Regions from separate parts of the Mus musculus genome. Here region 1 is linked to region 2. A link is a loop called in an ENCODE intact Hi-C map of the cell type or tissue named here. Cell type or tissue: left cerebral cortex. All regions are shown on one strand. Region 1 holds the start of Tada2b (transcriptional adaptor 2B). Region 2 has its middle 6.5 kb from the start of Bloc1s4.

Region 1 (5,000 bases), 260 kb before region 2:
ATGCACACACAGGCAGTCAAGCCCCAAGGCTCTTCCCCTTGGTCTTTACTTCTTCCAGCGCTGAGACTGGGCCTCATGAGAACCTGCCCCCTGAACAAGCTCCTCTGGCCTTCAAGCCTGAAAGAGCTGCTTCAGAAGAGGCCTTCCCCAGCCTGTCTGTTCATCCACATTTTCCGTGTTTTAGTTCCTGAGTGCTGGGCTTCTGACTGCGCTGCACAAATGGGCACAAACACTAGCTGAGCTACACTACAGACTCTACAGACCGGGCTTGCATTTCCTTTTTAACAAAGTAAGATAGAACAAAGCCAAAACACTGAAGTTGGACAAGACAAACCAACAGAAGCAAGTGAAAGGGCATAAGAATCAGAGACCCACTCGTTCACACTTGCAAGTCCCATAAAAATACTAAACTGAAAAGAAAACTATATACATAGAGGACGTGGTGCCGCCCCATGCTGGCCCAGACCCATGCTGGCCCTGTGCTTGCTGCTTCAGCCTCTGTTCATCTGAGTTCATCGGAGCTTTGCTCAGCTCATTTAGAGGGCCTTGTTCTCCTGGTGTCCTCCTGACCTCTGGCTCTTATATTCTTCTGCAGGGTTCCCTAAATACAGCCCAGATTTCAAGAGCTAAAGCAAGCGCAGTGCTGAGACTAACACTCTCACTCTTTTCAGTGTCTCCTCTGGAAATAAGTGCTAGAGGACTGGTGTGAGGAAAGAAAGGCTCTCAGAAGCAGTGACACGCAGGCCAGAGATCAGTCAGTAGTCTTGACTGAGGTGAGAACACCTCAGGCAGAAGAAAGGAAATGATCAATGGACTCCGCGTGAGCTCACAGAGAGCCATAGACATTGTCAGGCCCTGCAGGCACTGGAGTGTAATCTAAGAAGCAGAACTGAAGTTGCTGAGGGCCAACAAGATGCGGCTTATGCTCCAAATGCCCTATGTTCATGTGTGAGAAGGGTTACAGAACAGAAGGAAGAGAACGGTAAAACCATGAGAAGTGATCACGAGAGGTAAGCACCATCATGGGTCAGGCCAGAAGAGTAGGTCAGTAGCTACATTATGCACATCTTTTCAATACATGACCACTGACCAATTGGATGTGGTTGATGGCTTTAGGTTGGCTCTGTGTATAACTGAGGACAAGTGAGTCTTCACAGGCAATCAGGTAGAGAGGGATCACCAGGTATGCGACAAGCTCCAGAAACAGAGCATATGAATGCCACACTTTCAGCACTGAGGCTCTTCTTCAAGGTCCTTCATGTTGCCTGATCTGTACAAAGCATATGCGCAATACACACCAATAAACACCACTTAGAGACAAAGTAACCCATTGTTTTTAGAGAGCAGGAGCCAGTGTTGCTCACTGGTAAGACATCTGTGGAGTAGACTCCTTCCTAAGTGGGGAAGTGGGTCCAGAAGGTCACTCATTCTACGACGATCTGAAACAGGAGGGCAGTAGGGTTGGAGTAGGGGAAGCTCGGGGAAGCTAGGGTCAGAGGGCCCTAACATACCAGGGAAGAGTCTGGACAGGAGAGGGTCATGCCGAGCTCCCTGCTTCTCTGAAAGCTTGAAGATGTGACATATTCTTGGAGGCAATGGTGACAATGCAGCCAGATCTCATCCCTAACATAGGTGAGGAATAGAAAGGAGAGCTCCTTAGAGACAGCCAGAGAACAACCAGGAGCCCAGCACACTATCTGGCTGGCACACATGAAGGCTCTTACTACCAGTGAGCTACCTCTACAGAAACCTGACAGCTAGAAAGCAGACCCCAGGATCCATGCCTCTTCAGGAACACGCCTTTGTTCATTCTTTACTGTCCACCCATCACACCATGTCCTGGGTGCTGTGGAGACTAAGACTTAAACAAGATACTGCTACTCATTGAGAACCTTAGCACAGGGCACATGCTGACACCCACAGAAAGCACACGAAGCCCTGAATGCAGACTAAGTGCAGGCGGGACGGGCAGCCCCAGGCTTCTGGCCTTCCCCACCACTATGCCCAGGAGAACACAACCGTACTAGGGGAACTCAGCAAAGGACAGTGGGATCTAGCTTGCTGCCATCTGACTCAAGGATAAGCCTGGCAACGCACAGGGCCTACCCTCTACCCGCGTTCAATGCACACCTCTTGAGGACGAGTGTGAAGGGCAGACAGCTCCGTGTCGGGGCAATGGGTCAAGGCCCTGCTCTACCAGCTGTGTGACCGCTGGTGACCAACACGTTCCGGACACAACCATCCGACCACCTGCGGCCCTCCGCAACGTACACCGAGCCAGCCAGCCATGCCCTCCCTTCTAGCCGTAGCCCGCCGCTCACCCAGTTGCCGAAGCCGAACTGCTCGATGGCGTCCAGCAGCAGCTGCTCCTCGCGGCTGGTCCAGCCGCCCTCCGCCTCAGGACCCCAGAGTGTGAATCGTCCGCCGTCTACCAGCTGGTAGCCGTGGTAGCGGCGGTGGTGGCCGATCTCCGCGCCGGCCGAGAAGCACTCGGGGCACAGCTCGATGTCCTGGCACTCTGTGCAGCGGAAGCGCAGCGGGCTCACCTCGGCCAAGCAGTACACGCAGTACTTCTTACCCAGCTCCGCCATCTTCCCCCGCTCGCCCGCCGCCCGGCCCGCAGCCGCCGCGCCCCCGGCCGTCAGCGCCCCGCCGCCTGCCGGGCTCGCTGCGCCCGCCGCGCCCGTGCCGCTGCCGGCCGCTGCCACGGCCGCCCCCGCCCAGGCGCCGCCGGAGCCGGCCAGGCGGGCCGCGTCCCGCCTCAGCACGCAGGCGCCCTCCGGCCCGGCCCGGCCGCCGCCGCCGCAGCCGCTGTCTCCCCGCCGCATCGCGCAGGCGCCCCCCGCGCGCCCTCTCGCGGACAGCCGAGTCTTTGCTCTGCGCCTGCGCGCCGGCGCCTCCCGCGGCCTCATGGACTGGAGGAGCCGCGAGGCCCCGCCCTAAGCCTGTCAGCCGGCGGGGCGCGGACCGGAAGTAGGCCGTGCGGGCCACGCCTCTCGGGAACCAGCGTCCAATTAGCGCCTCCCTTCACCTGTTCGCAGATCTTCATTGGCCTAATATTGCCGGGAGGTGGAGAGAAATGGAAGGCGGGTGACCAATCGCGGGGCCCACCGCGCGCCCTGGTTGCCCCGGGAAACCTAACAGCAGGCATCAGCCGGCCTCAGAGCGGGGCCGGCGGGTCGAAAATGGACAGCCACTACGGGGACATCGAGGGCAAAGACCGAGCCGAGGAAGGCCTGGCCAGGCAGTCGCTCGAGATCAAGGTTAGCTCCGAACCTCTGACTCCGGCCAACCCTGTAGAGCAGGAGCCAGAGCCGAAGCCAGAGCCGGAGCCGACGCAAGGGCGGGAGCCTGAGAGCGAGACCCAGCCGGTGTCGGACAGCTCAAAAGCGAAGGATTCGGAGGGGATCGATTACGCGCATGTTGAGGTCCCGGAAAGTCCGGGGGCCGCTGAGACCGCGGGCGAGGCCGTGTCCCGAGAGCCAGAGAGTCTGCCACAGACCCAGCCCAAGACCAAGCCGGAGTCCAAGGAACCAGAGGACAAAGACGAAGACGAGGATGAGGACGAGGATGAGGACGAGGACGAGGACGAGGATGAGGATGAGGATGAGGATGAGGGAGAGGAACGGGACAGGCCAGAGAAGCCGAAGGGCAAGGGGAAGAGGGAGAAGAGGAAGGAGTCACGGTTCCGGCCATCTCTACCGCTGACCACAATTGTTGAGGAGGGGGCTGCCCCAGGCCCACAAGCTGCGAAAGAGAAAGCAAGGGAGTCACTGAAGAAGAGAGACAGTGAAGAGATCGAGGGGACAGATCGAGAACGACACAAAAGCACAGAAGAGCAACTTCACCCTGGAGAGGCCAAGGAAGAGGAGAAACAAAAAGGGGCGTCCACTGAAGAGTTTGAGTGGACAGCGGACATGCAGAAGCTGCAAGAGCAGCAACTGCGCGGCGAGCTGGTGGAACAGTACCACTCCCTGCTAGTGGAGCGGAACCGTTATCAGCGCTACAACATGTACCTACAGCAGAAGATTCACGAGACCCTACGCAAGAAGGGGCTGGAAGCAGCGGCGGAACCTGGGGACAAGAGCGCTGAACCCGAATCTCCCGAGAAAGAGCAAGCATACTTGCGCTATCTGGCCATGCTGGAGGAACTGAAGAAACAAGAGGCAGACGACTTAGAGTGGTACCGTCAGGAGGTACGGGAGCTGAAGCAGCAGTGCCAAGAGAAGCAGACCAGGGTGGAGAAAGAGTGGCGGCGCTTCCAGGCCCTCAAGAAGCAGGTGGTGATGCAGGTCATGGGCAGTTGCCGCACGCGTGGTGGGCGCCAGGCTGCCCTGAGAGAGGTGGAACAGCTTCAGGCCCTGGAGGATAAGAAGGAGAAGGAGATGAGCGCCGTGCGTCTCGAGAACGTGCAGCTGAAGCAGAGCCTGGTACACTTTGAAACCAGGATGAAGGCCCAGGAGGACTTGGCTGAGGGGCTGCTCCTCATCGACTTTGAACAGCTCAAAATTGAGAACCAGACCTTCAACGAGAAAGTAGAGGAACGAAACGAGGAACTTTTAAAACTGCGCACTAAGGTGACCAGCAACGTGCAGATTATAACGCACGTGAAGGAAAAGCTGTCTTTCATAGATACGGAGAACTCATGCAAAAAGGCACAACTTTCGGAAGTGGATGCCCAGGTGGCCCTAGGAAGAGACCTGTTGACGAAGACAAAACAAGCCCGCGACAGCCTGCGAATCGACAACGTCAAGCTGAGTCAGAAATGTGGGCTTCTGGGTAAGGAATCACTCCTCCGAGACTTGGAAGAAAAGGTGGAGAAGACAGAAATGCTCAACAGGCGCCTGGAATCCCTGAAGCGCCATCATGCCGGGCTCGCCTTGTCCTGCAAAGGGGTGAAGCAAAAGATCAGGGAAGCCAAAACTTTCCTCCCCTCTTGACAGCCCTTGACAGGACAGTTGGCAAAAACTTCTGCAACCCCAGAAACTCTCTTACTCTCT
Region 2 (5,000 bases):
CTGGAGAAGCTGAGCCTTGGTCAGTCCTCACTGCAACGACCAGGCGGTCTATCAGGGGCCTCAGCTTCTCCTCCAGCCTCTCCCCACAGCCCTTCCTGGGAGCTGGTTAAGTAGCTTCCTCAGAGAATTCAGCCCTCTAGCTAAGCATCTACTTGGAATGAGAGGGACTAGTAGTAGCTGCTGGTCAGGAACACTGACCCAGCGTCGGCCATACAGGAAGATGAGAGCCGGAGAAAGGACTTCTCAGCCCAGCACAGGATTGCTCAGCATGCCCTCAGGAGGCTGTGAACTCCTGGATTCTCCTTCTTTCTTTCCAGAGGAGGAAACTGAGGTCCAGGGAGCTGGATAATTGGCTTAAGACCTCTTTGCTGGGCAATGCTACACCATACTGCCCCTTGGTGGCCATAGGTAGCATGTTTAGTGCACAAGGCCAGCCCTTCTAAGGCATTAGTGGAGCTAGGCCCTCCTGGGCTAGTGGATAATCCATAGCCTTGTCAGAGTCCTGGGTGGTGTTTGCTGTCGGTGCTCATGAAAAGTGGGGTCTGCACCAGGTAAGCTCTGTGATTCCTCACCTAGTTCTCTCCATCAAAATCCCCACACAACGGACTGTACAGACAGGAGAGGCTGAGCTGAACACGGGCGCTTTTTATCCACTCCTACCTGACCACGGCTCCTTCCTTTCCTCTTTCCTGTTGTAGTAAACTTCCAACCCCAATAAGTCTATGCAAAAACACACAACTGAGTTATTATGTTTATAAGTTGTATGTCTAGATTGGGCAGATCTATCACTATACTAAGCTATTCCCCAGCTATGAGAGCCCTTGTTACTTGTTCCTTCTCCAGGGCATGTAGTTCTGCTCCATCTTTCTTCCATCTCTTTTTCCTCTGTCCTTCTCCTCTGTTGTCCCCTACCCTTCCCCCACTCTCTAAAACCTCCAGCCCCACCTTTCCCTTCCATTGCCCAATCACAGGTTCTGGCCTTTATTTGACCAGTTAGAATGGGGAGAAAGAAGGTTCACACAGAATCACCTGGGTACCTGATCCACTCCTCCTCCAGGCAGCCCCTCTGGAGGAGGCAGATTTAGCATGAGATACAAACAGCTCCATGGCAACCCACAATAATTTTCCTTCCCAGAAAACCCAGCAGCCTCCTCTTGGACCCATGGCACCCTCTGTGTTCACTCTCAGGAATGTATCTCTACACAAGGAGACACATACATGTCTCTTACGTGAAAAAGGAAAAAAGGAAGATATTCTGACCTCTCTCTCTCTTCCTCTCTCTCCCACCCCTTGACCTTCTCTTTCAATCTCTAGTATTTTAGTTAGTATCTCTCTATGTAGATCAGGCTGAGCACTGGATTACAGCCACGTGCCATCACTCTGGCCCAGACCCTGACATTTCTCTTTACATGGAGGTCTCCTATGCATTCCACTGTCACCTCTCCGGATTTACCCAGCACCAGTCAGACTAAATGACTGAGATGTTGAGTCCACACGTAGAGACTGTTTCAGCCCCAGCGCACTGTCTGTCTTCACAGGAAAACCTAATGGCATGCCCGGTTCCCCAGCACTCATCAAGGAGATATAGGGTTGGGTCATTCTTGGCTGGAGAAAAAGGGTTTGAGGCCAACCTGGGCTACATCAAACCCTGTCTCAAAAAGAAGGAGGAAGAGAAGAAGGAAAGGAGGAGGAGGAGAAGGAGGGGAGGAGGGGGAGGGGGAGGAGGAGGAGGGGGAGGGGGAGGGGGAGGGGGGAGGAGGGGGAGGGGGGAGGAGGGGGGAGGAGGGGGAGGAGGAGGAGGGGGGGGAGGAGGAGGAGGAGGAGGAGGAGGGGGAGGAGGAGGAGGAGAAGGAGGAGGAGAGGGGAGGAGGAAGAAGAGGAAGAGATCTAATGGAGAGGCAGGATGATACTTTTGTGGCCACCTCATGGCCTTTCAATGTGTTTCTTCTTAGGCCCTGAGCCCAGTCATGTTCTGCATGTCTTTGGTCCTTGCTTGGGGCCCAGTATAGGTGACACTACTTGCCAATGGCCCTGACCATCCTGAACCACCCTAAAGCAACACTGGGTACTTTGCTCCTGACGAATAAAGAGTCCCCTTCCCTAGGCTTTTATAGAGCCAGGCTCTTGAGCTCACCCACCTCTGCTGCCCTGGTGGACTGGACTTGGACAAAGTCACTTCCGGCCTACCTTTGGTTTCTTGGGGCCTTCTCAGCCCCTGCAACCTCAAGAGCCAGTTCCCCCAATAACCCCTTCCCATAGAGCTATGTGCACATCCTCTTGGTTCCTCAGCCTCTCAGGAGAACCCTGACTGATACAGTGTGGCAGAGATGGAGCCAGGGAAGGGGGTGGCAGGATGGATAAGAGGGATACTGGCTCCTTCAAGGAACTCACACATCAGGCTGGACGAGACATGGCTACAACCCAAAGACACAAAGGAGGAAGTTGGAAGGAGATGTCTCCAAAGTCGAGGCCAGTATACACACTGGGGACCAAGAGTCTTGGAGGCACCAGGCACCCTCTCCACCTCCCTGTCAGCTGCCCTCTTGTCCCCATTGTCCCCTTCCATTCATTCCAGGTACATTGATAGTGCCTGCTGTCATCATTGGCTTAGCCCTGGGTGCCACTGGTTCAGAATAAACAAAAGGGACAAAGTTCAAGTCCTTCCCTTAACCAGGAGACAAGGAATAAGTAAATAAATGACCCTGCTTCTTTTGGAGGAAGGTCAGAGCTTTGAGGACAGTGAAGGGTGGGGAGCGTGCCGGTCGTGGTGCTTGCCGTGCGATTTCAAATGTTTTTCATGCAGCTTCCGCCTCACTCCGCTCACCACTCCACGCAAGAGGAACAGACATTGTGCCTTGGCTTCCACTTATTCTGTGTTTGTGCTCTGTGTGTCTGTCATGGAGGTCCGGAGTGTTGTGGCTGAGTCCTTCTACAAATCTTAGATGACCGAGTTTGAATTCCTTTCGGCCATGGCTAGATTCGCAGTTTTCATGCTTTCCCTACCCCTATAGCGCCCCCTGGTGAGAAGACGCTGTCCTGCAAGCCAAATGGTCCAGAGATGCCTTATTTCCATAGCCATCTTTTCATCTTGTCCCCACTCCCTAACCCCAAGCTGGGCTTCACTACACGGGAAGGATCCCCTCTCCCTTTGGTCGGTGAAGGGCCTAAAATAAATGGTCTCACATTTATTGATGGGACTGATGGTTTAAGCCACTTTGGAAAAAGTTCTCTACAGCCTCTTAGCACATTTAAGGTCTCAGAAAAGGTGAATTCCACATGTAGCCTGGCCTTATGTCTGGTGTTCCTACAAAGCCCATATGGTTTCCCTAGGAGTACATGTACTGTGTTTAACCAGTGTGGTCTTGGATCCATGATTTGGACTAAGTTGGTATTCAACCTCAGCTGTTAGTCTGCCCTGTTCTTGAGCTAGAAAGCACATATTTTTCTCTGTGTGTTCTTGGCCTGTGTGTTTTCCTAAGCCAGGAAATATATAGCTTGCTCACTGGGTATAGCACTTGGTATAGCTTGCTCACTGGGCCAGTCTGACTGCTAGTCACTTGACAGACATCTGAATGTCCCTAGCACATTGTTACTGCTGAGAATCCAGGCAAAGCAAGCAGGACCCAGGGAGCGTCTTTGGTCATGCGTACAGGCGATGAGGCAGCTAGTTGGATAATACCACAGCCGCTATTACACAGGACTGCTGGTTTGCTTCCAGGTCAGGATCCAAAAAGAAGTAGGAAGGTTGTTGCAAATTTGTGGGGATGGGGGTGAGCCCTATGGGAACTGTCTGCGCACAAAGCAGATTTCTGGTTTTATTCCATTTATGTCCAAATCAACTACTGAGAGCATTGGGTAAAGGCTGGTGCATGGGACTCAAGGGTGTTTTTTTTTGGGGGGGTGGTACATGTGCATGTGTGCATATATGTGTGTGGGTCCATGTACAAGCCCAGGCATGGAGAGAACAAAAGACAGCCTTTGGTGCCATTCCTCAAGAGACCTTGTTTTTGTTTCTTTTGAAATAGAGTCTCTCATAGTCCACCCAATAGGCTGGGTGCCCTGGGTGGCCGGCAAGCCCCAGGAATCCTCCTGCCTGTGCCTTTGATACTGGGATGACAAGTGCACACCATGATGCCTGGGGTTTCTTCTGTGGGATCAAGCTCAGGTCAAACACTGCACATACACACAGTATGTACATATAAACACAGCCATCTTCGCAGCCAGACTCAGATTTCTAAAGCCCCTTGACTGTGTGCACAAATGGACAGCAAGGAAGAAGCAGGGGACTGCCTGGGACTGCCTGGGACCGCCTGGGGCTGCCGAGCTGCTGGATCAACACACTGCTGGCAAGGGACGATGCTAATGCAGATGGGATCGGGGGTTGTGCACCGGGATACACTCCAGTGACAACTTGGATGCCACCCCTTTCTTTGTGAACATCAGGCCACTCTAAACCACAGAACTCTAAAAGGTATTCCTGTGAGCAAGTTCAGAAAGTTAGACATTCATCAGGTAAGACCCCAAAGTAGGACTCCATTTTTTTTTCTTTTGTGACTCACTCTTATATGACCTACACTCACACCCTGCCAGGCATCCTGAGCCCCTCTTTCATCTTGTTCACTTCGAACAGAAAAAAAAAAAAAAAAAAAAAAAAAAAGGACATCCTTAGATCCTTAGGAACTGGCTTTGCACCTTCCCATGGGGTCCCTTCTGAAAGTTATGTAGCCAAGCTAGCTACAAACTTCAAATTCCGGGCCATTACTAGTCTTTTTCTACTGTTTGGTTTTAAGCCCCACCCTCATGCATGTATGTTCAAGTGCATGTGTGTACACAGGCTCACACATGTGGGAGTTTGCCTGGGTGGAAGGCAGAGTGTGTTCGTACCCCTCCGAGGTTTCTTACTGGGTCCTTGAGCTGTTTCAGCAGGAATGTAGCTAGAGACCCCCCCAACCCTCCACCCCCACCCCCCGGGATCCACTTGTCTCTGCCCCTCAGTGCTG

Evidence for each region. Peaks named below come from ENCODE experiments on the same cell type or tissue, not always from the same donor. Only the 100,000 strongest peaks of a DNase experiment are listed, where the experiment ranks them.
Region 1: it touches region 2 in a loop (4-fold over the local background); 8 of 42 quality-filtered maps call a loop at or near these places.

The regions. Positions count from the first base shown.
Region 1 is chr5:36,481,467-36,486,466 of GRCm38, forward strand. It overlaps Tada2b (transcriptional adaptor 2B), which reads right to left and starts at 2,819. Exons shown (of 2, transcript NM_001170454.1): 1 at 2,322-2,819. The coding sequence starts at 2,591. Ccdc96 (coiled-coil domain containing 96) reads left to right here and starts at 3,122. Exons shown (of 1, transcript NM_025725.3): 1 at 3,122-5,000. The coding sequence starts at 3,186. The coding sequence ends at 4,940. In left cerebral cortex, a CTCF peak has its summit at 2,878 (motif pointing left); DNase peaks (open chromatin) are centred at 2,362 and 2,991; H3K4me3 peaks cover 2,416 bases; H3K27ac peaks cover 677 bases.
Region 2 is chr5:36,739,639-36,744,638 of GRCm38, forward strand. No RefSeq gene overlaps it. Among named protein-coding and RNA genes, the nearest start is that of Bloc1s4, 6.5 kb to the right of the region's middle. In left cerebral cortex, CTCF peaks have their summits at 397 (motif pointing left) and 3,029 (motif pointing left); DNase peaks (open chromatin) are centred at 399 and 3,021.